Linked DNA regions of Homo sapiens: region 2 is linked to region 1. A link is a loop called in an ENCODE intact Hi-C map of the cell type or tissue named here. Cell type or tissue: heart right ventricle. All regions are shown on one strand. Links, peaks and the distances in the headings refer to the core of each region. The heading gives the core; the rest is flanking DNA.

Region 1 (15,835 bases), core at 4,723-12,722:
TTATTTGGGAGGCTTAGGTGGGACCACAGATTGCTTGAGCCCAGGAGTTCCCGGCTGCAGTGAGCTGCAATTATACCACTCCAGCCTGACCCTGTCTCAAAAAATAAATAAATAAATAAATAAATAAATAAATAGAAAAAAAAGAAGTACACTTGGAGCACCAGGAATAAAGGAAAAATAGTAAATATCTGGGTAAATGGTAAATATATGTACTAGTCCATTTTCACACTGCTGATAAAGACATACCCAAGACTGGGCAATTTACAAAGGAAAGAGGTTTAATTGGCCTTACAGTTCCACGTGACTGGGAAAGCCTCACAATCATGGCAGAAGGCAAGGAGGAGCAAGTCACATCTTACATGGATGCCAGCAGACAAAGGGAGAGGTTTTGCAGGGAGACTCCCATTTTTCAAAACCATCAGATCTCATGAGATCTATCACAAGATCACGAGATTCACTAGCTCGAGAACAACACAGGGAAGACCTGCCCCCATGATTCAATTACCTCCCACCAGGTCCCTCGCACAACACATGGGAATTCAAGATGAGATTTGGGTGGGACACAGCCAAACCATATCAATATAGTAGGCTATTTTTCCCTCTTGAGTTTTAAAAATATGTTCGAAGGTTGAAATAAAAATTATAGTATTATCTGATGGATTTTCAATGTAAGTAGATGCAATACATAGCACTATTGTAACACAAAAGGAGTATAAACGGAGTTATATGGTGGTAAGATTGATGATTTTACTTGATTGTAAAACATAGTAAACATTAATTCTAAGTAATCAACCTAATCCGTAGTCAATATAAAGTAATCAGAATTACTTTACAGAGTAAATCTTAAATGTGAAAAGCTAAGGATATATATATATTGTAATCCCTAGAACAAGCACTAAAATAAATAAACTTATTTATTTATATTTTGGAATATTAAAAAGTATTCAATTAAGCCAAAGAAGTCAGGAAAGGGCATACAAAGGAACAGAAAATAGAGGTAACAAACAGAAAACAAATCAAATGGTAGAGCTAAATCCAAACATATCAATAATTACATTAAATGTAAATGGTCTTAGTTAGGAATTAGCAAACTGACTTCAAATATAATGAGATAGGTAAGTTAAAAGTAGAACAATAGAAAAAGACATTTCATGCAAAAACTAATAAAAAGAAAGTTGGGGCTGGGCACAGTGGCTCACACCTGTAATCCTAGCACTTTGGGAGGCCGAAGCGGGCAGAAACTTGAGGTCAGGAGTTCGAGACCAGCCTGACTAACACAGTGAAATCCCTATCTCTACTAAAAATACAAAAATCAGCCAGGCCTGGTGACCCATGCCTGTAATCCCAGCTACTCAGAGGCTGAGGTAGGAGAATTGCTTGAACCTGGGAGGCAGAGATTGCAGTGAGCCGAGATCACACCACTGGACTCCAGCCTGGGCAAAAGAGTGAGACTCTGTCAAAAAAAATAAAAAGGAAGGAAGGAAGGAAGGAAATGCCTATATCATCAAAACATACTTCAGAGCACAGAAAATTATCATAAATAAAGAGACACATTACATAATGATAAAAGGTCCAATTCATCAAGAAGACGTAACTATCCTAAGTGAATAAGCTCCTAACAACAGAGCTTCAGAATACATGAAGCAAAAACCGACAGAACTAAAAAAAGAAACAAATCCACAATTAAAGTTGAAGTCATATTGGCTTCTACTCCTGCGTAACAAATTATCACAAATTCACAGGCTGAAAACACAGCACATCAATCATTGCACAGCTTCTGTGGGTGGGGTCTGGGTACAACTTATCTGGATCTTCTGCTTAGGGTCTTATAAGGCTGCAATCAAGGTGTGGGCCAGGGCTGATTTCTCATCTGGAAATTTGACTATGAAAGCTTCTGCTATTAAGCTCCCTCAGGTTTTTGGCAGAAATCATTTCCCTATGGCTATAGGGCTGGGAGCCCCAGACTCTTGCTGCTTGTCGGGTGGATACTTCCCTCAACTCCTAGAAACTACCCTGTTTCCGGCCCCATGGGCCTCTCAACACAACTATTTACTCCTTCAAGGTCAGCAAATGAAATTCCTGGAGCACATCTTCTTGGAAGATGGACTCATATAATGTAACATAATCTCGGAAGTTACATCTGTCACCTTTGCCATATCCTAGTGGTTAGAAGTAAATCACAGGTCCCACTCATACTCAAGGGGAGAGAATTATATGAGAGGGTGAACAGTACACAGGGATCATTGGGTACCATCCTAGTGTCTGTCCTTTACAGAACCTTCAGTAGTCTTTTTTTCTCAATAATCAATACAACTAGTACATAGACAATCATCAAATATATAGGAGAACTAAACAATAGCTTTAACCAATTGGATCTAATTGCTATAAGTAGAACATTTAATCCAATAGCAACAGAATATACATTCTCCTCGAATACACTAATACATATCATATGTATTAGTCATAAAACGAATTTTAACAAATTTTAAAGAATTAAAATCATATAGGCCGAGAGTGGTGGCTCACGCCTGTAATCCCAGCACTTTGGAAGGCCGAGATGGGAGGATCACGAGGTCAAGAGATAGAGACCATTCTGGCCAACATGGTGAAACCTCAGCTCTACTAAAAACACAAAAATTAGCCAGGCATAGTGGTGTGCGCCTGCAGTCCCAGCTACTCAGGAGGCTGAGGAAGGAGAATCACTTGAACCTGGGAGGCAGAGGTCGCAGTGAGCAGAGATCACGCCACTGCAGTCCACCCTGGCGACAGAGGGAGACTCCGTCTCAAAAAATAAAATAAAATAAAATAAAATAAAATAAAATAAAATAAAATAAAATAAAATAAAATAAAATAAAATCATACATAGAATGCTGTCTGACCATAATGGAATTAAACCAGAAACAATAATAGATAACCAAAAAAATCTTCAAACATTTGGAAATTGAAAACCACACATCTGAATAGTCCATGGGTTAAAGAGGAAGTCATAAGGTGAATTAGAAAATCTTTTAAACTGAATGAAAATGCAGATCTGAATTCTCAAATTTTGTCAGATGCAGCTGAAGCAATACTTATGGGTAACTTAGAGTATGGTATGCTTACATTAAAAGGGAAGAAATGCCTCAAATTAATCATCTAAGCCTCCACTTTAAAAAACTAGAAAAAGAAGAACAAAATAGAGCCTAAGCATGTGAAGGAAAGAAATAACAAAGATAAGAGCAGAAAACAATGAAATTGAAAACAGAAAAAATGATAGAAAAAATCTATTAAAATAAGAGTTAACTTTTTTGAAAAGATCAAAAATGAGTACACCTCTAGTAAGAAAAAGAAAAAGAGAAGAAAGATACATATTACTAGTATAAGGATTGAAAAAGGGAATATCACTACAGATGCCACAGAAATTAAAAATATAATACAATGGTCAGGCACAGTGGCTCACACGTGCAATCCCAGCTCTTTGGGAGGTCGAGGTGGGCGGATCTCCTGAGGTCAGGAGTTCGAGACCAGCCTGGCCAACATGGCGAAACCTCGTCTCTACTAAAAATACAAAAATTAGCTGAGCGTGATGGCAGGCACCTGTAATCCCAGCTACTCAGGAGGCTGAGGCATGAGAATCACTTGAACCCAGAAGGCAGAGATTGCAGTGAGCTGAGATCATGCCACTGCACTCCAGCGTGGGGGACACAGCAAGATTCTGTCTCCAAAAAAAAAAAAAAATACATATCTATATATATATATATGTATGTAATAAAGCAATACCATAAACAGTTCTATGCAAGAAAATTTGACAATGGAAATGAACCAACTCTTTGAAAACCAAAATAAATCAATTCATTTAAAATAAAACAGATAACCTGTGTAGTCCTATAACTATTAAATAAATTAAATTCATACTTTAAAACCTCCTGGAAAAGAAATCTCCAGGCCAGATGGCTTCACTGAAAATTCTACCAAACATTTAAAGAAGAAATAACACCAATCTCTTCTAGCATAGAGTTTGACTCATTTTATGAGTCCAGCATTAGCTTAGCTACAAAGCCAAAAGCAGTACAAGAAAATAAAGTAACAGACCAGTAACCCTCATAAACACAGATGCAAAAATCTACAGCAAAATTTTAGCAAGTTGAATCTAACAATATACAAAAAGAATAATAATTATGGCCAAGTGGGGTTTATTCCAGGAGCACAAGTCTGATTCAACATTCAAAAATCAATCAATCAATATAATATACCACATTAACAATCTAAAAAAGAAAAACTTCATAATCATATAAATTGATACAGAAAAGGCATTTGCCAAAATTTAATATCCTTTCATTACAAAAACTCTCAACTCACTAGGAATAAAAGAGAGCTCTACCTCAACTTAATAAAAGGCATCCACAACAAACCTATAGTAAATGTCAAACATAATGGTAAAAGACAGGATGCTTTCATCCTAAAACTGGCAACAAGGTAAAAATGTCCACTCTCTTCACTCTTATTCAAAATTGTACTAGAAGTTAAAGCCAGAATATTAAGATGATTGAGGGAAAAAGTATACAGATTAAAAAAGAAGAAACAAAACTATCCATTTTCATATATAACATGAGTGTTCACACAGAAAATTCCAAGGAATCAAAAAAAAGTAGGGGTAGGGTCTAAGGGTTATAAATGAGGCTAATAGTGAGTTTAGGACTAAGGATAATAAGTGAGTTTAGCAAGGTCACAGGATAAAAGGTCAACATTTTAAAATTAATTATATGTCTGAAAACAAAAAATAAAAATAATACCATTTACAACAACTCTAAGAAAATATTTGGGAATATATCTAACAAAAATTACAGGATTTATAGACTGAAAACTATAAAATGCTGATGAAATAAGTTAAAGAGACCCTAAATAAATGGAAAGACATACAGTGTTCATGGATTGGAAGACTCAGTGTAGTAAAGATGTCAATTCTTCCCAAATTATCTATTGATTTAATGCAATTTCTGTAAAACTCCAAGCCCGATATTTTATAATACAGACAACCTGATTCTAAAATTTATATGAAAAGCCAAAGAAACTAGAATAGCCAGAATAATTTTGAAAAAAAAATAAACTTTCAAGACTCAAACTCCCCAATTTCATAACCTATTATAAAACTACAATAATCAAGACAGCATGGTATTAGTGAAGAAATAAACACATGGGTCAATGAAACAAAATGAAGAGTTCAGAAACAGACCCACACAAATATGGTAAATTGACAATGGTGCAAAGACAATTCATTGGAGGAAGAAAGGATAATTTTTTTAACAAATAATATTGGAACGAGTGGACATTCATATGCAAATGAACGTTGACTTGAACTTCACACCCTACATAAAAATTAACTAAAAATAGATTATAAATATAAACTATAAAACTTTAAATAAACACACACACAGAAGAAAATCTTCATGACCTGGTAATATGGTTTGGTTTTGTGTCCCCACCCAAATCTCATCTCGAATTGTAATCCCTACATATTGAGGAAGGGACCTGATGGGAGGTGACTGCATCATGGGGGTGGTTCTCCCATACTGTTCTCATGACAGTGAATGAGTTCTCATGAGATCTTGATGGTTCTATAAGTGCTTAGCAGTTCCTCCTTTGCGCTCGCTCTCTCTCTCTCTCCCCCTCTCTCTCTCTGTCTCTCCCTGCACCTTGTGAAGAAAATGCTGGCTTTCCTTTGTCATCTGCCATGATTGTAAGTTTCCTGAGGCCACCCCAGCCACGCAGAACTGTGGGTGAATTAAACCTTCTTTCTCTATAAATTATCTGGTCTCAGGTATGTCTTTATAGGAGTGTGAAAATGGACTAATACACCTGGGATTAGGCAAAGAATTCTGAGACATGACACCAAAAGTACTGTTCATAAAAGAAGTGTTTGATAAATTGAATTTCATCAAAACTAAGAACTTCTATTCTTTGAAAAACATTGTTAAAAGAACAAAAAAAAAAGCCAAAAACTGAGGGAAAATATTTGCAATGCATGTAGCTGATAAAGGACTTGTATCCAGAATACATAAAGAGCTCTCAAATCTGAATAAGAAAACAAACCAGCCACAAATGGGCAAAAGATTTATACAGTCACTTTAGCCAAGATGTACCAGTGGAAAATAAGCACATAAAAATATGCCCATTATCATTCATCCTTACGGAAGTATAAATTAAAATAATTAGATACCACTACACACCTGTTAGAATAGCTAATTGTTGTTGTTGCTTAACGGAAAATCCCAAGTGCTAACAAGGATGCAGAGCAAATGGAACTCCTACACACAGCTGATGCAAATGCAAAATTATATGCTTTAGAATATATGATATGGCAGTTTCTTACAATGTTAAACATATCATACCAACCAGAAATCCCACTTCTAGCTATTTACCCAAGGGAAATTAAAACCTATGTCTGTACAAGCACCTGTACATGAACATTTATGGCAACTTTTCCGTAATCACCCAAAACTGAAAGCAACCCAAAGTTTCCTCAACTGATTAATAAACAAACTATGCTACAACCATGCAATGGAACACTACACAACAATGAAAAAGGAGCAAACCACTAACACACACGACATGGGTGAATGCCAGATGCATTATGCTAAGTGAATAATGTCAGACCCAGAAGGCTACATACTGTATAATTCCATTTATATGACATTTTTGCAAGGTCAAAAATATAAGGATATCAAATATATCAGTGTTTGTTGGGAGCTGGAAGAACTTTAGGGGCTACAGAAGAATTCCTTATTCTGATTGTGGTTATACAACTATGCAGTGTTTTTGTTTGTTTGTTTTTGTTTTTTTAATTCTCAGAACTGTATACTAAAAAGGGTGGATTATACTTAAGTTTTTAAATGGAAGGGTGTGGTGTGTGGCACTGTGTATCAATCCTTTTTCTGTTCCTTTACCAGGCACGTGCTGAGCCCTTACTCTGCACCAGATGTGTGAATTCCCCAGTTGTTGGCACCCAAGATGGCACCTCCCTGTAGACCACAGACGGCTGGGCACCCAAAGCAGCATAAGTTTTGCTGCTGCCTCGTCCTCTTGGCCTGATACAACAGAGTTTCATTGCTCAGTTTCCAAGAATGTATTTACTTACAACCCACCAGGAGACCAAAATGAGAGCTCTCCAAAGCAATTTTATCCTCTGGTTTTAAGAACAATTTTGCAATGCCTTTATAGAGCCAGCATGAAACTAAGAATGCATACAATCTCAGTAACAGAAAAGCAGAGTGGGTAAGGCCACACTGCCCTGAGACTCTCCTCCAAGGATTACTTTGGGTCGGGCCCACCCTGATCCTATTGCCTCTCTTCCTGCTCTCAACAGAAACTTGATAAGCACATCAGACCCGTGCTGGAAAACAGGCCTGTATTTTCTCTAGCACGAAGTAATTTCTACCCAGGGACTTTCCTGACACAGTTTGTCAAGCAAATTAGATTGTCAAGCAAATTAAAAGTAGCTGCTAAAAATGTGACCCTGAGCTGCTATATTCTTGTTACTCTGATCAACCCCACCCCTACATCCTGAAATCTGCTTAAGGGCAGCCACCTTCTCCATGGCTCCCCAGTGCCTAGGCCAGTTCTCAGCACACATTAGGTGCTAATACATGGAATCAGTCAGTGAATGAATGAGCGAATATAAAGCCATTCAAAATTCATTTCTTAAAAAGTGTATCTATTAAAGAATTGAATCTACTTGAATGCTTCTCCTCAGTGTCATTGTGGCTGAAGAGACAATGATAGCAGTAAACTCTTCTAACTGATAGGACACTTTTGTTGGGGGCATGGGGTGGACCATCTTTCATATTTGCTCGGCTCAGGAACATTGCATGTGTACAGACACCTTGACAGATCAGGAGGGCCTCCAAAAGCCCTTCCACGTACATAGCTATCAGTGTGACTCCGATATCTACTGGAACAACCCAAACTCTCGACATCTGGGTAAAAGTGAATAAAATCCCTAATTCCAGTGTGTGGAGCCTTCACCAGGATTTTGCAGAATCCCGAGGGACTTCCAGGGGCACGGCCCAGGCAGCTTCTGGGCTGTCTTCCACTCATGCCTCCTCTATTCTGTGCCACATCAACTGGTCCAGATGTGAACTGAGGCTTTCCCCAGTTCTCTCTCTCTCTCTCTCTCACACACACACACACACACACGTACACACACAGCACATAACACAAAACTTTCATGTGAAACTTTGGCAAGTAAACTTCACTGAAGACGAGGGGAGGGGTGTCCATGGGGCCGGCTCCCACAGCATGCAGCCCAGTCAACTCCGAATCAGGTGTCAGGCATTCCTGTTCCCTCTCGCTGACCCGCGCCCAGAGGCCATTGTCCGGACAGCACCCGCACTGGCTGGAACTCCAGGTTTCCCCATCTTGCCTGCTACTCCCTCCTCTTCCTCCGGCCTCCTTCCTCACCTCTCCTCTTTCAAAGGATATAAAACAAATCGTCCTCATTGTCTCATTAAAAGCAGTTTAACATCCTTTTTGTGACCTGAGACCCCTCTAGCACCCTCTTTCTCAGTGGTGTTTCAAGACTTTTCCCAAAGACAGCTCCTCCCCAAGAGGGACCCAGAGCCTGATGTTACAACACCAATGGCCCTGCCCTAGGCCGGGGCACAGCAAGAGCCAGGGGGCTCTGGCCTGGCTCCATCACCACCCCCTCCACGTCAGCAACACCCCTGGCAGAAAAGAGCACAGGACAAGGCCACGCATTCCTTGTCCCCCCTTTCATTAAGTGTCCAAGTAGTTGGATCTAATCCATTAGAGGCCTGGTCCCTCCCTGGTGCAGGACTCATTAAGCCATCACCTCATACCTGCTATGCCTGTCAGGTTCCAGAGTCCTCCCTCTCCCCCTGGCTGTCAGGACCTCAGACTTCAAGTGCTGCCCCCCTTGAAGTATGTGGCACTCCCCTTGAAGTATGTGACACTCCCCTTGAAGTATGTGGCACCCCCCTGTGACCTTCCAGGACCTCAGTGCTCCCTCCCAGGGCTCAGATAGCAGAGTCCAAAGGGAGGCTGCTGTAAAACCGCAGGGAACGTTGCCTTGGGGCTAAGCAGAGAAGCCATCTCTTCCTGGATAACAGAGGTGTAGCTGCAGACCCTGCAGAGTGGGATAATGCACGGTGGCCTCTGAGACCGGACTGCTGGGCCACTGGGCGTGGACCCTTTCGGAGCAGAGTGCACCCTACAGGCACTTTCTGTTTGTCAGAAACATCGTCCTAATAGACTTTGTTAGATCACGACGCTTTACTGCCATCTGCTGGAAGCTTATTATAATAAATACACAAACCTACAGAGTGAATGGTGCCTGCCTTGGTGTGGACTCCAATGGGCAGTGCTTGTTCCCCACAACAGAATGACGACCTGCCCTTGGCCCGGCTCCAGTCCCTGGGCACCGAGACACCAGGAGAGGCCGGGGGTGCACAGTAATGCATCTGGGCATGGGTGAAGCAAAGTCACATGTCCCTTCACCATGCAGCCAGCCCATGCTGAGCCCAAGAATCACATGAGGGAGGAGTCTCATGATATGCTCAGCCTTTGCAGCAAAATGTCCAGAAAAAAATGAATTGCAAATAGGTTAAGGCCCAAAGTAGGCAGTAATACTATGCCCTGGAGAGAAGTCAGACCAAGGTCGGTGTACTGACCTTGTCTTTTGTTTTCTATATTCTTGATGCTTTGACATTGGGGCCCTTGCTTACCCTGGAGGGACTTCCCCTTCCAGAGTGAGGCAGTTCTAAAACTAGTGTGGCCCCTTGGCATGGGGTGCCCCCTCCTCTTGGGAACTGTGAATAACAAACAGTCTTTTCAATGGCAATTCGATCTGTTGGCCTTGCTGTACGCCGAAGTTTCTGTTAATACACTCTACTTTAACACAGTGCATAATCAACATACTAAATAATGCCTGTTTTCAGAAGGAACATATGTGGACTCCAACTGCCATGGCTCTGTCTTTGCTCCAAATCCTAGTAGGATCCTGCTACCTGCCCCACCTGTACCCACCCAACTCCTGGTTTGCCCAGAGCCACACACTCCTCCTTTTATGCATGTTACTTGCTGTGGTCTGGTCTTATTTCTTTCTGGTTTTAGCTGCACTATCTGCCTAGTTTGCATTAAACAAACATTCGAAACTGAATCTCTTATTTTAAAAAGACACCTTTTTACACTCGACCTGACGAGTCTTTCCCCTTGGGGGTGGCAAAGTGTACCTAGGACTCCCAGTTCAGGGTCTGGAATGGGACTCACCTGGCTTTTATCCCAGATCTACTATTCAGTAGCTGTGTGACATCAGAAAAGTTAGGGAGGTAATATGGAGAGTTAAGAACAAGAGCTCTGGGGCTCATTTGTCTGCATGTAGATCCTAGATCTTCTCCTTACCAGCTGGGTAACACTCAGCAAGGTTCTTAACCTCCCTGAGCCTTAGTTTCCTCACCTGTAAAATGGGGACCATAATCATAAAACCCACTTCATAAGTTTAAAGAGGTTAATATTCATACAGTGCTAAAAGCAGACCCTGGTGCAAATTTGTTTAAATTTCTTATAGATGCTTGATATTAGACCTTTGTCAGGTGCATAGTTTGCAAAAATTTTCTCCCATTCCTTAGGCTGTCTGTTTACTCTGTTGATAGTTTCTTTTGCTATGCAGAAGCTCTTTAGTTTAGTTAGCTCCCATTTGTCAATTTTTGCTTTTGTTGCAATTGCTTTTGGTGCCTTCATTATGAAATCTTTTCCTGTGCCTATGTCCTGAATTGTATTGCCTAGGTTGTCTTCCAGGGTTTTTATAGTTTTGGGTTTTACATTTAAGTCTTTAATCCTTCTTGAGTTGATTTTTGTATATGCAACACCGTATTTTCTTAGACGATGAATGTGAATGCTCTTTAGACACTTGCTACTTTGCCACAGTCCCTGCTGCTTCCCAATATCTCAAATTCATTCATGTATTTTACCTCTCTGGCCACTGCAGCCTTAGAGTTTCTGACCCCTACAAGTTGACTGGAGTCCAGGAAAACAATGACTTTCTATTCCAGCAGGCTGGCTTTTTACCATGCCTTCCTGTGCATATTTTATCATTAAAATCATCCATTTTCCCTGGAAGTGCCAGTGATGGGTTTGAGGAAGGTCACAGGAAAATCTAAGGAGCTTATCCTCTTTTTACACCCCTTTTCAGAAAGGCACAGTGGCCAGCCAGTATTCTGTCACTTTGAAGTAGCAGTATAAAGAGGAGCCTGACCACAGGGTCCTTGAAGCTCTGAGCAGTTCCTCCAGAAGCCCCAGGTGAGATGCAGCTGCTGGCTGGGAGCCACAACTTTCCCAGAGCCCAATGCCTGGAGGCCGAGAGCCGGGGGATAGGCTCAACTCCCACAGGGGATGCCACATCCAGGATCACAAAGGTATCAGCAATTCATCAAACATAATCACCACAGATTGTATTCATGGAGGCTGGATAGAATTAGGAAGCTGCAGGCTACAGTGGATGCATTTCTGATTAGAATTTCTCAGCCCTGAGCTACTGAGGATAATGAAAGTCATCACTGGGAGAGGGGCAGAAAAAGGAAAGTAGAGAGAGAAGGAAGGCAGACACCAGTTTGGCCCCCATCCTGATCTCTAAATGGAAGGAGCACAAAGATCCCTCTATAGTTCATTTTCCCTCGGGCTCCTGCAACCTCATCTCTCTTTGAGGACTGGCTGCACCACAGGGGCCCCAGGCCCTCACCTCACACCCACTCAAGGGAATGTCTGGGGTACAGCCCCATAGCTATTTCTCACATATTCCCTGGGTGAGATTTCAGAAGCCCTGCACTAGAGAAAGACAAACAGTAGTAATAAAGACTGCCTTTCACAAGTCTTTCTTTGATGTTTTTAAAATCGTTTTTAAAAATTCTTTAAAAAAAACATATTTTGATATAAAGACCACTAAGGGGCCCCCAAGATTGCAGTTACCTATCATTCATTCTGAAGCGTGGGGAAAGGCGACTGGTGGGAAGGAAAAGTGAGCTAATAGGGGATTTCGCACAAGCATAATGGAGCTACATGGCTCTTATAGGACACATGCCCTATTTTGCATCCTGCCCTATGCTCTGCACGGGACATGCAAAGATGAAAAAGGTAAGCCGCTGTGCACTTGGGACAAAAGACAAGAAACAAAGGACTCCAGCACAAACAATTTGTGCTCAAAGGAGGGATGCCACTGAAACTGGAGGCTAATCTGATTAAGTTGCCAAACTTAACCTTCCTGCCTGCTTTTTTTTTTTAATTTTATTATTATTATACTTTAAGTTTTAGGGTAATGGCTTATTTCTAGTCGATCTTAAAACTCCCACTAGCTTCCTTATAAATAACATCTCTGACTGTGCTTCACGATAGTAACAGTTGCTTCAGGTTGTTTTTTGGGAACTAGCGGTCAGCTCTTGTTTAGTTCAAGCCGGCTGGGACCACAAACTCTTCAACTGGGCCTGCATAGGTACCCAAAGAGGCTTCTATGTCAGAAGGCCAAAAGTTCCACCCTCCAATCATGCTAACACACTTATTTTCTGCACATGTGTCCTATGAAGAGCCATGTAGCACCATTATGCTTGTGCAAAAACCCTTATTACCTCACCTCTCTTTCCCACCAATCACCTTTCCCCACACTTCAGACAACCACAATTTCTCTCCTATAATTACCCCCACACCCGATTTTCAGGGAGGTGGATTTGAGATTTGTTCAACTGTCTCCTCACATGGCAGCCTTGAGAATAAAATCTTTTCTCTTTTGAAAAAAAAAAAATCATCACCACAGTGATTGGCTTGTTTCATGTAGGCAGAAATGAACCTGGTTGCTAACACAAGGGTGCTGAGGGGAGGGTGGCAAAGGCAACTAACTGGGAGAAACCAGGGAAGGCTTCATGGAGGAAGTGACATTGAGATGGGAAAGAGAGGAAGGCTTTCCATGGGGGCACCACCAAATGTCAAAGAGTCCTCTGCAATGGTGGAGGCAGATAGTTAACCACCAAATCTACCCTGGCTGTCTTCCGGTTACAGCCTTGTCAGTGGGCATAAGTCAGCACAGGTGAGCGCCACACTTCCCAGCCTCCCTCTGACAGAAGTTCAGGTCACAGGATGTAAACAGAACTGATGTGCACAATGTCCAGGTCATCTCCAATTTGAAAGGTGAGCCCTTTCAGGAAGAGTTTTAACCAAGGAAGCAGCATGATGCATTTGGTGTTTTTGGAAGTCCCCTAGGACAGCCAGGGCTGAGGGTGAGTAGCCAGGAGGGGAGAAAAGAGCCAGGGAAATTTACAAGAAAGTTCCTTCCATTGTCTAGACAAAAGCAGATGCTCGTCCTGAACTCCGCTAGTGAAGGAGGGGCAGTGAGCAGCAGGACCCCCGTGACAGAGCCTGAGTGCAAGACTGAGGAAGGGCGTGAGTCTGACTCAGTCACCCAACCTCAGTCTCAAAATACAACTTCCTTTCTCATGTTCGCTCCAGCAGTCCATCCTCAAATGCACGGGTGCAGCCCCATATGAGACCCACCCACCCACCCACCCACAGTCAGGACGGCTCTCTTGCTGATGCCACACACCCCAAGACCCATGTGCCACCATCCTGAACATCCCCCAGGAAAGGACTCCATGGATGTGGGCAGCTGAGAAACTGTCCTAAATTCCCTGGGGGAACCTCACCAGGCACATCCAACCCTTCCGAGTCACAGGCAAACCTAAAAAGGCAACCCTCCGGGTGCCTCAGGGCTGTAGGGAAAGGACAGAATATCTCCAAGCCATTGAAAACAACTGAAGACAAGAGAATTATAAAAGAAAATGCTAGATGTGTCCCCAAAATGGTGAGTTAGAGAAGGCACATTTGGCCAGCAAGGATAGGAAAGGGTTGGAAAAGGAGTCCCGCACACATTCGCCTGTTAATAATCTTCATCTATCTCCTGACGCCTCCACAGGGAGGATTTCTCTCAACTGGAAATAAATAACTCAGGGATCAAGGATATAATTGGAGCTCTTGATCCAGAGTGTGACCTTCCACTTTTCTCTATTTATTTTTTAGATTAATCAGAGTCTTTACTGGGCTCATGTCAATAAACAACAGGCTTTTTCAATATATACCACCTGCACATCCAATATATCCAAGAAAATAAAAACATATCCACAGGGATTAGTAGCCATGAATCACCAGGAGCCAAAGAAAAGTGCTGTAGATTTTAATAGCCCCAACTATCTGTCTCTTCTAAATGGAAAAGAGGTCAGCCCAGCCAGCCCATGCTCAGGAAAAGGAAATGTGATATACCTAGCCATATTTTTGATAAAACATTTGCTTGAAGAATAGCTGTGTTCTGATGGCTGCGTCATGCACAAAAACAGGACTTGAAGCTGAAACATAAGCCTATCTGCGATAAAAAAGAAATACAAGGGAAAAAGGGAGCAGGAAGAAAGACAAGAGACAGCAGGAAGGAAGGGAGGAAAGAAGAGAAAGATGAGAAGAAAATCCCAGCAGAGAGCACTTCCTCTTCCCTGTGGTGTGGTTTGGAAAGGCTGCCACAGCTGCAGGGCATTGAGCAACCTGCTCACCTCTTCCAGGACTCAGTTTCTTCAGCTGTAACCCGGTGGAGGAGGCAGGCAAGCGTGTGCGTAGACTTAACAAATGACAGAGGCATCTTTGCAAACCACTAAGGAAAAGACAGATTGTTCAATAAATGGTGCTAGGACATTTGATAACTTAAATGGAAGAGAATAAAATCAGATTCTCATCTCTAACAGCCCACAAAAATAACCCCAGAAGAATTAAAGACTGTTAACAAAATACCATGAGATCTGCAGAGGGAAAAGAGAGCTTTCCTTCCTGAAAGCAATCTGCAGATTAGGGAGGCTCAGACTTCAGTACGAGTGAAAGTGTGCTCGCTGAAGAGCAAAGGGAGTGAATGTTCTTGCCCAGGTTCTCAATCAGGTCCATTTGTTCTAAAAAGGATTCAAACTTGTTCAGTTCAGATGGAACCAAATATTCGAGCTCTGATTGAGTAGTTTCCAACCCTAAAACCAGAAGTTTCTTTCAAACAACTGGATTGGAGTGGGGAAGAGAATGTTCTGGAAGCAGTTTATTTTGGCTCTGGTTATAGGAACTGTTCTGGCTCGGGGATATAAAGCAAAATGTTTGTCAGGAGCTGGTTTTTCTGAGAACCAAGGACATGTGACCATTCTTCATCAGCCCGCATCGCTGCCTGGTTCTGCTTTTAAACTGGAAGCGTCTCTATTATTCACAGGGAGCCTGTCTCTATTAATCACAGAGAGCTTGGAGTCTTATTTTAGTTTTATTTCACAAGGCCTAAATGGAGAAAGGCAAATTTTAAACTTTTATGAGAAAAATAGGCTATCTTTTTAACTCCTACGTAGAGAAGCCTTTGTAAAGAAATCACAAAAAGCATAACCCACATAGGAGAATTTTGGTAAACATAACACATTAAACTTTTTAAACTTTCTTGTAACAAAAAACATCATAAACAGCATCAAAAAACAAAGGCAATAACTGAAGGAAAAAACATTTTTTAGGAAAAAAACACAATTAAAATAAAAACTAGGCAAAAACGAGAAATACAGATAAGTCCCAGAAGAGGAAAACAAATGGCCAGAAACAGGGAAAGATATCAGCCTCACAAGGAATTGGGAAAACTTAAATTCAAACAATAAGACACCATTTTACAGCAAAGAGAGTGGGAAAATCCCTGATAATTCTGAGTGTTGGTGAGAATGTGGAGAAGCAAAAACTCACCTAAAAAGTAGCTGTTGTACCCTGAGAAGCTGATAACCAGAAAGCAATTCCCTTTCTAGGAATATTC
Region 2 (15,835 bases), core at 5,175-13,174, 140 kb after region 1:
GAATTTGGGAATTTAAGCCTCTTTTTTTCTGACTCACTGATGAGCTGGAGTATCTCATCTCACCTTCTTTGGCCTTCAGACTAGGAGTTACATCTGGGTTCCCCGGGTTCTCAGACCTTTAGATTTCGAATGAATTTTACCGCCAGCTTTTCTGACAGCAGATCATGGGACTTCTCAGCCTCCAAAATCCCATGAGCCAATTCCTCATAATAAATATATTTTAAATAAATATATATATATATTATATATAGTCATGCTTCGCTTAATGACAGGGACGAGTTCTGAGAAATGCATAATTAGGCAATTTTGTCACTGTGTGAACATCATAGGGTGAGTTTACGCTAACCTGAATGGCATTGCTTACTACACACCTAGGCTAAGAATGGTATAGCTGATTGCTCCTAGGCTACAAACCTGTACAGCACGTTATTATACCAAATACTGTAAGCAACTGTAACACAATGGTAAGTATTGGTGTTTCTAAACATATCTAAATGCAGAAAAAGTAGAGAAAAAAATACGGTGTAAAGATAAAAAATGGTCCACCTGTAGAGGGCACTTGCCATGAATGGATCTTGTAGGACTGGAAGTTGCTCTGGGTGAATCAATGAGTAAATAATAAATGAATGTGAAGGCCTAGGACACTACTGTCCGCTACTGTAGACTAGACACTGTACAATTAGGCTACTCTAAATTTATTTTAAAATGATAAATTAACCTTAGCTTAATTGTACTTTTCACTTTGTAAACTTTTCAATTTTTTTAGATATTTGGCTCTTTTGTAACAACTTCAAACACAAACGCATTTACAGCTGTACAAAAATATTTTTTTCTTTATATCCTTATTCTATAAACTTCTATCTAAAAAAATTTTTTTCACTTCTTAAACTTTTTTGTTAAACACTAAGACACAACACACACATTAGCCTAAGGCTACACAGGGTCAGGATCTTCAACATCAACATCACTGTCTTCCATCTCCACATCCTGTCCCACTGGAAGTTCTTCAAGGACAATAACATGCATGGAGCTGTCATCTCCTAGGATAACAATGCCTTCTTTTTTTTTTTTTTTTAGATGGAGCTTTGCTCTTGTTGCCCAGGCTGGAGGGCATTGGCACAATCTCGGCTCACCACAACCTCCGCCTCCTGGTTCAAGCAATTCTCCTGCCTCAGCCTCCCCAGTATCTGGGATTACAGGCATGCACCACCACACCCAGATATTTTTGTATTTTTAGTAGCGACAGGGTTTCTCCATGTTAGTCAGGCTGGTCTCGAACTCCTGACCTCAGGTGATCTGCCCGCCTCGGCCTCCCAAAGTGCTGGGATTACAGGCATGAACCACTGTGCCCAGCCAACAATGCCTTCTTTTGAATACCTCCTGACTGACCTGCCTGAGTCTGTTTTATGGTTAACTTTTTTTATAAGTAGGAGGAGTACACTGTAAAATAGCAATTTAAAATATAGTAAATACATAAAGCAGTAACAGTCATTTATTATCATTATCAAATGTTATGTTCTGTACATAATTGTATGGCTAGACTTTTATATGACAGGCAGTGCAGCAAGCATTTACTTCAGTGTCTCCACAAACACATGAGTAATGTGCTATGCTATGATGTTATGATGGCTATGATGTCACCAGGTGATAGAAATTTTTCAGCTCCATTATAACCTTATGGGAGCACTGTCACATACACAGTCCATCATTGAACAAAATGTCCTTAGGCGACATATGAGTGTATGTGCGTATATATGTTCTGCTTCTCTGCAGAACCCTGACTAGTACAACTCCTCTGTTAAAAAGGAGTTGTAAAAAGGAGATGTAAAAAGTCCAACTACCCTGGTGCCATCAGGAAGTCAAGCAGTTCAGAGAGCCCATGTGTCAAAGAAGTGAAGAAGCCTCTGGATGATTTCAGACCCCAGTCATTTGAGTCTTCCTAGCTGAGGTCCAAGACATCATGGAGCAAAGTCAAGCAGTCCTGGCAGTGCTCCCTTTAAGCTCCCGACCTGCAGAATCTGAGAGCATAATAAAGCAGCAGTGGCTTTACATCACCAGGTTTGGGATTTCTGTTACACAGTAACAGTAACTGGTGTGGAGTCCTCATTAGTATGCAACAATGAGGAAGGGCCCCCAGGTAGGGGAGAACAATGTTCTGAGAGATGGGAGATGGCTGATTACATACAATCCACTGGCACAACATTCTTTTCCCAAATACCTCCTTCTGCATGTAGCCTCTTCAGCACGAACTTATAAAACATCCTTCCAGCCCCTGCCTCTTGGCAGACAGCCCCTTCTCTGCTGTACTGCCCATTGCACTCTTGTAACATATTTTCATACTTTCTCTAATAAACCTGCCTTTTTTTTAACTACAACTGTCTTAGTAAATTCTTTTACCACCCACGATGCCAGCCCTAGCCAGTCGCACCTGCAACAACTGGAGCATCAGGTCACTGCAATTCAATTTGAAGGCCCTCCTTTGTAGCATACAGCTGTTAATAAGGTAGCAATAGCAGTGCTTTAGAGGCAGCTGACTAAGCACTTGCAGCTGGGCCAGGAAGCCTGAGTTCATCACAAACAGCTGAAGATAGAACTCTGCTAAGCCCTGCTGTGCTGCCTGTTCCCTGGGCAGGCACCAGCACCTCTTATCAGACAAGGCTACGTCTATACTTGCCACTCAACTTTACCATAAGCCCTTGAAGACATCAGCCACTCCCTGCAAGTTGATGAGCATCTCTACCTCCTTCCCTATCTGAGTCTTCTTTGCTGCAACCAGAATGAAACAGTCAGCCACACAATGAAGAGCCTCTCGGTCATCGTTTTGCAGCAACTGCTATATACCAAGGACTGAGACAGAGAGATGAAAAAGAAGTGGTGGTCCTTGCCTTTGACGAGTTCACAGTCTAGTGGGAAGGACATATAGATCCCCTTGAAGCTCACTGTCATTTAGACTAGCTACAAGCTACCTGGGTCCACTTCACCCACCTCCAGGCTTCAGGATGGAGAGAAATAAAACAGGCCCACCTGGACACAAGTAGTACTAAAAATAATCGGTGTTTGCTTTCACCAAGTTCAGGAAGAAGAGCTACAAAACCATAGATCTATCTTCTATGTTTTTATTCCTAACAAATCCATCCCAATTAGGCGAAGAACCTCTTTTTTCCCTCATTCTAAAGTTCCAGCTGTTTCCAGCTTCATAGAGACCCTCTCTGTCTCACCCCCCAGATCTCGTGAACAAACTCATGTTTGTGAGTTTATAATTCTCAATTGTTTCCCCCATCAGCCACAACCTCCTAAAACCGAAGCAGCTTCATGCTTGCCGCCTGAACTCAGATCACAGGCTTTTGGCTCTCCTCCCTTGATCATTCTCGTTTTTGTGCCGGATGTTACAGACCCTGTCAGTATCAGAAATGAGGAATGCCGCCTCACATGAGCGCATGGAAGACACACACACTCATAGTCCTGTAAGCACGCGCTCAGCCAAAGAAGCTCCAGGATGGCTGAGATGAGAACAGCCCTGCATTTCAAGCAGTCTGGAGTCGATTCTAACCAGGTCTTCTGCAAATCCCAGCAACACAGATAACAACATTGCTGACACTCAGGCAGGCTTCGTGCCTTTTCCTTTGGTCTGGCATTCAGTATATCTTCCCGCTATAATTAGATCACTGGAGATTTGGCCAATGAAAATAAGATTTATTCTGGCCTCCTCTTCCTCCCCAGCTGCACCTCGAGGACTCACGTTTGACTGCTTAATCCCCTGAATCAGGTCTCCCCTCTGGGCTCAGAGTGAGAAAGCAGGGCCAGAAGACATTCCCTTCTAAAGAGAGCTCCCTCCTAAACCTTGTCAATTGCCTCCTGGCTCCAGAGGAAAAATTCTTTTTTCCTATTTTGCTAAAGTAAAAAAAGATTCCAAATTTTTGTTTAATTTCTGTCCTGAAAGTATTTTTAAAAGGAAATTTTGGGAGAGTTCAGGAAAAGTTCAAGGGCTTATGAATTCTGTAATCATGTGTTGTTTCGTTTTGTCTCTTTGGTTTGCAGACTGAGTTGTTTGCTGACTTTGCTTCCCGCCACCTCCACCTCACCACCCCCGCCAGTAAACCTGTCATTTTTCACCCAGAGCAGTCACCCAACCCAGACTGGAGAGACCCCTGGGGCAGGGAGGGCTTCGAGGCACACCAGGAGCCCCTAAACCAGCTGGCTTGTTCACCCTCTCTGTGCCTTGGTTTCCTCATCAGGAAGTGATGTCCACCTCCTAGGGTTTTGAATGGATGAGATGAGATGGCAAGTGCCATCCCTGCACCTAACACATGCTCAATAAACGTTATCTGCCTCCCTCTCTCGTGGCTCCATCTCTCAACCATTTTTATGGGGCTCTAAAGCTAACAACCCAAGGAAGACTATGATGTCAAAGTCACAAAGGCGAAGACATTAAAGGTACAGAAATGTCTATTTGAGCAGGTGGTTGTCGCCTCAGAGCCCCTCAAAGCTGTTTCTGCTCCTCCTGCAACCCTTGTTTTAAAGCCATACCCCACTCCCCCACCCCCCAACACCCCACCAGCCATACTTTCCATCTCCCCACCCACACCTGCAAGCTGCCATGGGTCAGAGAAACAGAAGGGGAGGAGGGGAGGAGGAGGCAGAGGCGTGTGGAGAGGTGTCTGGCAGCCGGTGAGACCCAGAGAGAGTGAAGGGGAGGTGGGGTTTTGGTGAGCTGGGAACATTCTTGCACACATTTCCAGTTTGAGTTATAACTTGACAGTGAAAAATTGAGAGGAACAACCAAGAAGGTAGATGGAGGTGGGCGCAGAAGCCGGCAAGAATATGAGGACCCATAAGAACGAATGTCCAGCTCAGGGAGGGAGTCTCTCCAGAAATAATTTCAAAAGTTCAGCTTTTAAAAAAAGTGAACACAGGAGCTTAATGATACATAATTTATGAAGGGCAATTTTGTAATATGCAGCCAAATTCTTTAAAATATGTGTATACTTTTAGCTAGCCATTTCACTTCTAAGAACTTATTCTAAAGATTCCAAGTGCAATGTGGGGACCTGGTTTCACTCCAGCTTCAAAGAGACTAACTGTGAAAAGACATTTGTGAGGCCATGAAGGAAGTTTGAATTCTGGCTGGATATTTGATGGTAATCAGATTATTAATAACTTTTTATTAACTAAAGTCAATATTTTATTCAGATTGCCTTGGTTTTTTAAATATATTTTTAATTGTATCTGATTTTATTGTTAGTTGTGGCAAAGTACACATTACATAAAATTTACCATCTTAACCATTGCTAAGTGAACAGTTCCGTAGTGTTAAGGACGTTGACATTGTTGTGCAGCCAACACCACCATCCATTTTCTGAACACTTCGTTTTTTAAAATTTAAACTCAGCTGGGCGCAGTGGCACATGCCTATAATCCCAGCATTTTGGGAGGCTGAGGCGGGTGGATCACCTGAGGTCAGGAGTTTGATACCAGCCTGACCAATATGGTGAAACCTGCCTGACCAATATGGTGAAACCCTGTATCTACTAAAATTACAAAAATTAGCCAGGCATGGTGGTGCACCTGTAATCCCAGCTACTTGGGAGGCTGAGACAGGAGAATCGCTTGAATCTGGGAGGCAGAGGTTGCAGTGAGCTGAGATTGCACCACTGCACTCCAGCCTGGGTGACAGAGTGAGACTCCATCTCAAAAAAAAAAAAAAAAAAAAAAAATTTAAGCTTAATACCCACTAAATAATAGCTCTTCATTCCCTCTTCCCCTGGTCACCTCTATTCCTTCTGACTCTAAATTTGACAACTCTAGGTACCTCATCTAAGTGAAATCATATGGCATTTGTCATTTTGTGATTGGCTTATTTCACATAGCATTATGTCCTCAAAGTTCATCCACATTGTAGCATGTGTCAGAATTTATTTCCCTTTTAAGGTTGAATAATATTTCATTGTATGTGTATAATACATTTGTTTATCAATTCATTTGTTGATGGACACTTGGCTATTGTGAACAATGCTGTTATGAACATAAGTATACAAATTTCTCTTTGATAAATTGCTTTCAATTCTTTTGGGTGGAATTATTAGGTGTTAATTCTGTTAACAATTTATAATTTCAGTATGTATAATTATAAATTTATTCAATCATATTATAAATTCATACTGAATTATTTATGGGGAAAAAATAATCTGAGATCTTAGACTTGCATTAACTATAGCAGTAGTGACAGAGTGTAAAATTAAACAAGACTGAACATATTTCGGTAACTATTGAAGCCAGAGGATGGGTAAGCGAAAGTTCACCAGCCTAGTCTCTACTTTTGTGTCTCTTTGAAACTTTTCATTTAAAAAAAGTTTAAGCCGGGCGCAGTGACTCACGCCTGTAATCCCAACCCTTTGGGAGGCTGAGGTGGGCGGATTACCTGAGGTCAGGAGTTCTAGACCAGCTTGGTCCAACATGGTGAAACCCTGTCTCTACTAAAAATACAAAAATTAGCTGGGCATGGTGGCAGGTGCCTGTAATCCCAGCTACTTAGGGGGCTGAGGTGGGAGAATCGCTTGAACCCGGAAGGCAGAGGTTGCAGTGAGCCGAGATTGCACCACTGCACTCCAGCCTGGGTGACAAAGCAAGTATCCGTCAAAAAAAAAAAACATGCATTTGATGTCACAAGCAGTGTCCCCTTCATGTTCCCTAGGAACTACCCTATGACCTCCCTTAAAGTGAGCTCCCAATAAGTGCAGAGTGGAGTGGCATGATGTGGGGTGTAGGAGGAGCAGCACACTGGAGAGGCAGTGGGAGTGTCTGACAGGGCCGGGCCTGCACTGCCACTCAAGCTCATGGCCTCCGTGCCTCATCTGTGCAATGAAGAATGGAAGCTCATAATCCCCAAGGCCCCTCATATCTAAAATGGGTTAGTTCCAGTCTATGATTTTATGAAGGCTTGGAACCCAGGTCATTGTTAATAACGCTCCTTTCCAGTACTGTATTTGATGAGTTGAGTGTCTACGTGCACTGATTTAGGGGAGGGGAAAAAGAGCACTAGATTGATTTTTAGAAAAAATCAATTTTTGAAAAAAACTTAGTAGCAGTTTTTAAAACCACACAAACTTTTTAAAGAACTGAATTCAGCTAGGGGAATTTTCTTCTCTTAAGTAGGCACAGAGTCAGTCATTCAGTATCTACTGGGTTTTCTTTTTCCCAGGGAAAGTTTCTTTTCTTTGCTACGCATATATTTTCAACCTCCTAATTTGGGTATTAATTTGTCAGTCCTCCCCACCGTGGTTCCCAAGGCTTCCCAGCTCAGGATCATTTGTGACTTTAACAAAGGCACTGTTGGGCTCTCTGTCCTGGATCATTAATAAACCGGCTTAGGGAGGCAGGGGTCCCACACCGCGCTGGCGTGATGGATGACGGTGGAACTTCACCTTCATTTCAATTTCCCTAACTTTCTAAGCCACACTATTCCACCCCTCCTCCTGGATCCCATAGAAACCATCATTTTTCAGGCAGCTTCGAGGAGAAGCTCATCGTCCTGGCTGCATCTGTTTCCTTCCACATCTGTTTTCTCCAGATCTTCATCATTCATCTCCATTTTCCCACAGCATCTCTCTGTCCTTCCCTGTAACTTCTAACGATGTCACTGGAGCCGCTAACTGTCCCAGTTTGGAGAAATCTGCATGCCACTTTGCACCGGAGCTCCATTTCATTCTTCCTTCTTCATCTGTGCACTGGGGTGTGCACAGGAAGCTTTCCTTTTCTCAGTATCCGCCACCAGCTGGGCTCACACACAACCCCACCACCACTTCCCATGGGGGAGCAGCTCCCTTAATGACATCACAGTTGGATTCCATAATTTTGTGGTCATTTCAGTTAATTAAAGAAATCTCATTCTGGTTTTTAAGGCTCAGTCCTGTTCATTTTACAGCTTCAATCTCATTTTCTATTCAAAGCACTCCCTGTCCACCCCTCCTCCAGCATAGGCCAGGTTCATGGGCCTTGGAGTTGGTCGGGGGCCTGGGGCAGGGCTGATTTGTTAACCTTCTCTCCCCTTCCCAATGTTCATCCCTCTGGGGATGGGTGGGAGAGAGAACAGCTGCCCTTGCATGACTGCCCAGGAGGCTGCAGCCCTCTCCTAGCCTCATGCTCTTCCAATTAAGAGACACAGGGTCCCTCAGGAAATTCACCATATCTCCCAACCGAAGCCTAACTATGGGCCTCTCTCCACATCTGTCTGATGACAACATCTCTGGCTTGGGCTGGAGACTGAGGTCCCAGCCAGTCACACCCATCCACCCACTCTCCGTGGAGCCTGCAGGCAAGCAGGATCCAGCTCCTCGGTCTGCCAGGGACTCGGAGGGAGTGGTCTCGGCCCTGCTCTCAGCTGCCTCCCATCAAGCTCCAGCGCAAGAGTCCAGCAGCATCAGGCCGTCTGGTGGGTCACGTTTCCCAGAAGCAGACTCTGAGATGAGAATTTGTGAACAAGTGAATTATGAAGGCGTGCTCCTGGGGAAAACCTGTCAGGGAGTAAGGGAAGCCAGACGGGGAAGAGGAAGGAGCCAGGAAAGGTTCCCACTTTATCCCAGGCAAGTGTTAAGGCAGGGGTCAGCAAATCAGGGCTCGGGAAGCTAAGATCAGCCCACCAACAGTTTTTGTGTGGTCCATGAGCTAAGAAATTTTTTTTTTTGAGACAGAGTCTCACTCTGTCGCCCAGGCTGGAGTGCAGTGGCGCAGTCTCAGCTCACTGCAACCTCCACCTCCCAGGTTCAAGCGATTCTCCTGCCTCAGCCTCCTGAGTAGCTGGGATTACAGGCCCATGCCACCAAGCCCAGCTAACTTTTGTATTTTTAGTAGAGATGAAGTTTCACCATGTTGACCAGGCTGGTCTTGAACTCCTCACCTCAGGTGATCCGCCCACCTCGGCGTCTCAAAGTGCTGGGGTTACAAGCGTGACCCACCATGCCCAGCCCTAAGAATGATTTTTAGATTTGTAAATGTAAAATGTAAAAATCTTTAGCCTCCTGTGATTTTGTCTCTTGACCCGCAAAACCTAAAATACAGAAACCCTTGAACAAAGTCTGTAAAATATATTTTGGGGATAATGGGGAAAATGATCCCATGAACTGGTGTTGGTGACACTGGAGATGTCAGGGATGTAGGCTTAATTAAAGTAGTCCCCTCTTATCAGAGGTTTCACTTTCCTCCATTTCAATTACCCACAATCAACTGTGGTCTACAATGGAAATTGGAATTTTAGGAGTCAACAATTCCCAAGTTCTAAATTGCACACTGTTCTGAGTAGCATGATGAAATCTCATGCTGTCCTGCTCCATCCACCTGGGATGTGAATCATCCCTTTGTCCACCATATCCACGCTGTAAACACTACCCTCCCCTCCCCACCTCTGCCCTCATTACTGCATAGGAAGAAGCATAGTGTATATAGGGTTTGGTACTATCAGTGGTTTCAGGCATCCACTGGGCATCTGGAAACATATCCCCAGAGGATAAGGGGGGTACTATTGTATTTAGAGTTGAAATGTCAACATGATTCTAATTTACTCTAAATACTTCAATAAAGAAGATGAGGCAAATATGGTAAAAAATGATTAAGTCGAGGTGATAGATTTAATTACACCAGTCTCATTACTGTATGTTTGAGATTTTTTAATTAAAAAATACAAAATTAATACTCATCTTCCACTTTTCACCTTCCATATCTAATCCATCACCTAAGTCCTGTCTATCTTACTCTCTAAATCTTTCTCAAATGTGTCCCTTTTTCATTCCTGCTGCCATTTAGCCCAGCACCTCATCAAAGACCACAACCACATAGTGGAGGCTGCAGAGGAAGACTGCTTCAGCCCAAGAGTTCAAGGCTGCAGTCAGCTATGATCACACCACGGCACTCTAGCCTGGATAACAGAGCGAGATTCCATCTCTTTAAAAATAAATATAATTAATTAAAATAAAATTTTGAAAAAAAAATTTAAAGGCTGAGCAAGGTGGTTCATGTCTGTAATCCCAGCACTTTGGTGGGGCAGTGAAGGAGGATAGCTCAAGACCAGGAGTTCAAGATCAGCCTGAGAAACGTAGCCAGATCTTGTATCTACGGAAAAAAAAAAAATTATTTAAATTAGCCAGGCATGATGGTGTGCCTCTGTTGTCCTAGCTACTCAGGAGGCTAAGGCAGAAGGATCGCTTCAGCCCAGGATTTCAAGGTTGCAATGAGCCCTGATCACACCACTACACTCCAGCCTGGGTGACAGAACAAGACCCTGTCTCTAAAAGAGAAGAAGAAAAAAGGCCACACAGTAGTGCAGAGCCACTTTGTATGCGGATAAAACACCCAACATGACGCCTTCTTCCAGCAAACAGTCCCTAAGTGCCTACTATGTGCCAAGCACTGTGCTAATCCCTAGGAGGCTGGTGGTGACGCAGCAGAACTCTGCCCTCCTGGAGTTCCCAAACCTCAGAATCCCCCTTCACTAGCACCACTCACCACACCCATGGGGTTCACAATGATGTCCCTGGGTCATTGAGAAAGGATTACGTTACACCTGGTGTATCCTGTATAGGAAGACAAGGGTTTATGTCACCACACCAGAAAGCTTTCCATGAAAATATTCTTCATTTCTTTTTTAACATTGGCTACTGAAAGTGGTGCCCTCTCACCCGCCTTGAAAGGCCACTCCCAGAAGTCATTCTGCCAAATCTGGGTCCTCAGGACTCCCTCCCCCACTGCACCCTCCCGGCCTCCACATGCCCCATGGGTCTACACAGTGATATACTGGTAAAGCTTTACAAACTGGCTCTCTGGAAAAGAGAGAAAAGCCCCAAGTTGTATGTTTGCCAATTTCTGTGGTGTAAATACTCCCATTTACAGGATGCTACCAATGACATACTGGAACACAAAACTGGGGAGAGATGCACAGTAGCACACACAGTATTTCTGTAACCACCCAGCCACAGTAAATGGAAATAACCTCCAGGGCATTCACTATATGGTAGCAAAATAATGGGGAAGTGATGAGCTTTGAGTATTTGTTATCTTTTTAAAATATAATTTAGGCCAGGCATAGTGGCTCACACCTGAAATCCCACCTCTTTGAGAGATTGAGCCCAGGAGTTCTAAGACCAGCCTGAACAATATAGTGAGACCCCATCTCTATAAAAAATCAAAAACTAGCCAGACATGATGGTGCAAGCCTGCAGTCCCAGCTATTCCAGAGGCTGAGGTGGGAGAATCGCTTGAGCCTGGGAGGTCAAGGCTGCAGTAAACCGTGATTGCACCACTGCACTTAGCCTGAGCGACAGAAAGAGACTGTCTCAGAAAAAAAGAAAAGAAGACAAGAAAAAATTAAAATAGAGTTTATATCATTGAAGCTTATATAATTTAATTTTTAATAATGGCTGAGTTTAACAACTGGCTTGCAAAATTCCTGAGCATTTAATAATCATCTCCCACGAGCGCGTATGAGCCTGCCCCAGCACACTCTGGGTGCCACTCAAAGGAAGCCCTTCTGCTTCCACTGGGGCAAAGGATTTTGAGCTTTTTTTCCTAAGGTTTTCCTCTATCCCTGAGGCTTCTTCTTTCATTGGGAGAAAGCTTGCTTCACCCACCGCCACATGACGTCAAACTTCAAAACGAAGGTGAATGAGCCACACATATTACTGACATCATTCCCCTTTGTCGCGCTCGTGTGAATCAATTCATACCGCAGAAACAGGTGCGGAGGCAAAGCTCACTTCAGCTATGGCTCGGAAATAGTTAAGCGGAATGAAAATCATCCCCCTTCCCCCGAGAAGCCTCATATCCCTGCCGAGCCCTCGTGGAGGAGTGCTGGAGCTTCAGGAATGATGGAATCTAAAACACAGCCTTCTTTACTTAGCAATATTCATCCCTCATTAAGCAAGCCTATATTTAGGATTGCTTATTTCTTCAGGGTGAACATTTTCTCTGCACCTGCTTGGCATGAAAAAAGAGAAATGAGTCATTCGTTTCCAAGAAGGAGCCACTTGGCACCATTTACCATTTCACCACACACACACACACACAAACACACACACACACACACACACACCTTCCAAATCTACAGTTCATCTGACCAAGAAAAGTTATAAAACCAACACGAAAAGACCCAAACCTCAAATCCTTAACAAGTAATGAAAATCCTCGGTGCTCATCAGGGATTCTTCCATTTGCTGACCATTTGCATGTTGTAAAACCCTCTCTCCTTTTCATTATCAACTCAGTTTAACAAATGTTTAAGTAATTACTGTGTGAGGCCCTTGGAGCTGGAAACCCAGTAAAGAGAATCTGTTTAGAAAGACTGAGGTTTATGTAATTCAATTTAGAAAGAATTTCATTCATGTTTTTAATATTTTTCTAACTTTTTTTTTTTTTGAGATGGAGTCTTGCTCTATCACCCAGGCTGGAGTGGAGTGACACAATCTCAGTTCGCTGCAACCTCCACCTCCCAGATTAAAGCGATTCTCCTGCCTCAGCCTCCCGAGTAGCTGGGATTACAGGCGCCTGCCACCACACCCAGCTAATTTTTGTATTTTTAGTAGAGACAGGGTTTTACCATGTTGGTCAGGCTGGTTTCAAACTCCTGACCTCAAGTAATCCACCCACCTCGGCCTCCCAAAGTGCTAGGATTACAGGCATGAGCCACTGCGCCCAGCCAATATTTTTTTAACTTTGGTTCCTGAATGTGGTGAGCTCCTCAGCTATTCTCCCAAGGACTTGGGACCTGAGGATCCCTCTCTTCAAAGAGAATAGGGGAGACAGACATAGAGATGAAGTACTGGTAGCTTAAAAGCATCTGCATTCAAAATCTGTGCAAGTACAGAAGTAGGACAGAGAAGGGAATCATTAACTCTCATAGTCAGGTTCTGGAAGGCCAGGGATGCCTTCCTCAAAAAAAAAAAAAAAAAAAAAAAAAGGTGAACCTGAGATGGGTTTTGAAGGATGCATGGAAGTTTGCCAGATGAACTAGGATTGAAAGGCCCTTCCAAGAGAAAAGAATAAGAAGCACTAGAGAGACTGCTCAGAAGGCCATTGAAAAGAATTTTAGGCCCGGCACAGTGGCTCATGCCTGTAATCCTAGCAGTTTGGGAGGCCGAGGTGGATGGATCACTTGAGGTCAGGAGTTTGAAACCAGCCTGGCCAACATGGTGAAACCCCATCTCTACTAAAAATATAAAAAATTAGCTGGGCATGGTGGCACACGCCTGTAGTCCCAGCTACTCAGGAGGCTGAGGCAGACGACTGGCTTGAACCCGGGAGGTGGAGGTTGCAGTGAGCCGAGATCACGACACTGCACTAAAGCCTGGTGACAGAGCAAGACTCAAAAAAAAAAAAAAAAAAGGGAATTTTATACAAGTGGAGTATCCCACAGTGCTCTAGATCAGGGCTTCTCAACCTCAGCACTACTGACATTTTGTACTGTATAGTTCTTTGTTGTCAGGGCTGTCCTGTGCATTGCAGGATGTCTAGCAGCATCCTTGGCTTCTACCCTTTATATACCAATAGTATCAGCCCCCAGGTTTTATTAACCCCAAATGTCTCCAGACATTGCTGAAGTCCCCTGGGGTACAAAATCACCCCAGCTTGAGAATCACCACTCCAGGCATTATTCTTGCTATAACACTAGGATAGAAATTTAGGCAGAGGGGACACTGTGGGGAAGCAAAATTGATATTCCCCTGTCCTGTGGTCATCATATCTGTGGCTTTCCAAGCATCTCACAGCCTGGGGAGGTTCAGTGACTGCTGCTCTGGGTAATTGAATGGATCAGGGTAATTGGCAGCATCATAAATATCAAGGGCAAATACAAAGGCCACGGGACAGGCCAAGGAACCTGGACTCCAAGGCCGCAGCTCCCTCTCTGCCCACACCATCCATCAGGTGAGGAGCTGCAAAAGGCCCCCATTTCAGAAAGACAGTGATCTGGGGGAGTTGCAGGGAAATTTGGGTGCAGAGCCAGACCGAGGTTAGAGGTGCAGTTCATTTATCCCCAGCAGCTTTTTGCTCTGTGAGTAATGGCAGGAATGGCCCTGGGTAGTGCACAGTCTTCAGAAAGAGCCAAAGGGAGAAACAGCTTGTTATTTCAGTGGCTTAGCTCCATCTCTGGGATGTGGGTGGTAACTAAGGACTCATTCGCATTCCCTATCAGCGTGCAGCTCCTGCTCAGAGTCTGGGAAATACTTGTGGCTCTAGAAAAGAAGTCAGTGGCCCTGTGCTAGAAGTGGAGAGAGGGGACAGAGGCTTCAAGATGAGCCAGCTTGTGCCCCTGGGACAGAATCCTGAACCAAGCTTCGGAGCTGCCGGATTCCTGGTCCCTGTTTCCCGCGTGATTAAATCTGAAATTACTTGACACAGTTTCCAAGTTCCTGGGCCTCTCTAGCTTTGTCTCCCATCTCTACCCTTCACGCCCAAAGGTCTCCCTGCCTACAAAAAGCTACTTACGGTTCCCAGAGTGAGCCCCACAGCTGCACTTTGCTCATGCTGTTCCCTCCATTCAAATGCCCTTCCCACTTGCATCTCCACCTGCCTGGCAAACACTGCATAGCTTGAATACTCGTTCAGAGGCTGAGCCCCTCTTGGCCCCACCCTTCAGGTACAATTGTCCCCTCCCACCACTTCCTGTGCAATCTCTGCCAGCACACCATGTCTCTCCTTGTCTGTCCCTCCAACTGTCCCCTGCTCCTGCTCCTGTATATCTCGTGACCATGTCCTCCTCCTCCTCCTCCTGACTGCAGCACCCAGCACAGTCCCTAATGAAGAGCAGGTGCTCCCATGTTTGCTGAACAAATAAAATCACTCCCCATCCTCTCACCACACATCCCGGAAGGGTAATGCAGGCCTGCTGCGTCCCACCTCTACGGCTGGGTGTATGTGTGTGCCCACAGGTGCACACACCCTTGCACTCACTCCAGGACTCTCTTAACCTTTGACTTTTGCTGCATTCAGCTCTCCTACTCTCTCAGCATGACTTTCCTCTAAGCTAATAGAGGTCACTCTTTCTACTTGAAGTGTGAATGGCTAACAGTGCACATGCTCCTACCCCAGATAACCAAGGTATTGTAGTTGGACCTTGGGCACCTTTGCAAAGAGGAGGTGCCAGTGATGTGTGTGAAGTGTGGCCCTGGACTGGCACCGAGGGACAGCCAGCTGTAACATACTCTTTCCTACCCTGCTACAGGGAGTAAACAGGCTGCTTCCTGCAACAGACAGGGCTGGGACAGATGTTGGTTGCCTTGGGAAGAAAAATGCAGGTGTTTTTTCTGGGCATCTGGAGTGTGTGGGGACTAAGTCAGCAACTGACAAGTAATGAATGGTAAAGCTTCCCCTGGGAGTCCATGGAAGACCAAGTGAGGATGATGCTAAAGGCTTCCAGATCCAAGAAAACATATGGCTTGCCCTCAAGTGACTGGTGAGACTTCAGGATGCCCCAGAAGGATTCAGTGAGAAGTAGGGTTAGGTGAGGGACAATCTGCAGATGTAGCAGTTTATGCTGTTTTATTCTATTTTTTTTTTTCTAATAACCTTCTCTCTCTACCCTCATTACCAGAAGTTATTCATGAGAAATATAGGGCTCCCCAGGAGGGCTGATATCCCTATGAGGAGGTAATGAAAATATAGCAAAATGCCCCACAGTGAGGACCCCAGGACCTAGTGTCAGGGCATCCCTAACAAAGCTACAGCAGGGATTTCAAGGTGGTGCCAGGCCCACCTTTTGCATCCCATGGCTCACACCTCCATGAGATCAGGGACCCATGACAAGGACTCCCTCCTTGCCCAAACTTCAGTCGGCCTCCTCTGGCCCTCTTTTCAA

Evidence for each region. Peaks named below come from ENCODE experiments on the same cell type or tissue, not always from the same donor. Only the 100,000 strongest peaks of a DNase experiment are listed, where the experiment ranks them.
Region 2: a loop joins it to region 1, with 2.5 times the contacts of the local background. A loop is called at or near these places in 3 of 110 quality-filtered maps.

The regions. Positions count from the first base shown.
Region 1 is chr2:121,968,656-121,984,490 of GRCh38, reverse strand. The region is part of intron 2 of LOC105373592 (a long non-coding RNA gene); the gene reads right to left. Among named protein-coding and RNA genes, the nearest start is that of LINC01823, 190 kb to the right of the region's middle. RefSeq lists an enhancer at 7,927-8,434. In heart right ventricle, for the core only: a CTCF peak has its summit at 9,274 (motif pointing left); a DNase peak (open chromatin) is centred at 9,280; H3K4me3 peaks cover 433 bases; H3K27me3 peaks cover 409 bases.
Region 2 is chr2:121,824,515-121,840,349 of GRCh38, reverse strand. No RefSeq gene overlaps it. Among named protein-coding and RNA genes, the nearest start is that of LINC01823, 42 kb to the right of the region's middle. In heart right ventricle, for the core only: no CTCF peak of the experiment used is centred there; DNase peaks (open chromatin) are centred at 7,406, 7,815 and 8,319; H3K27ac peaks cover 2,521 bases.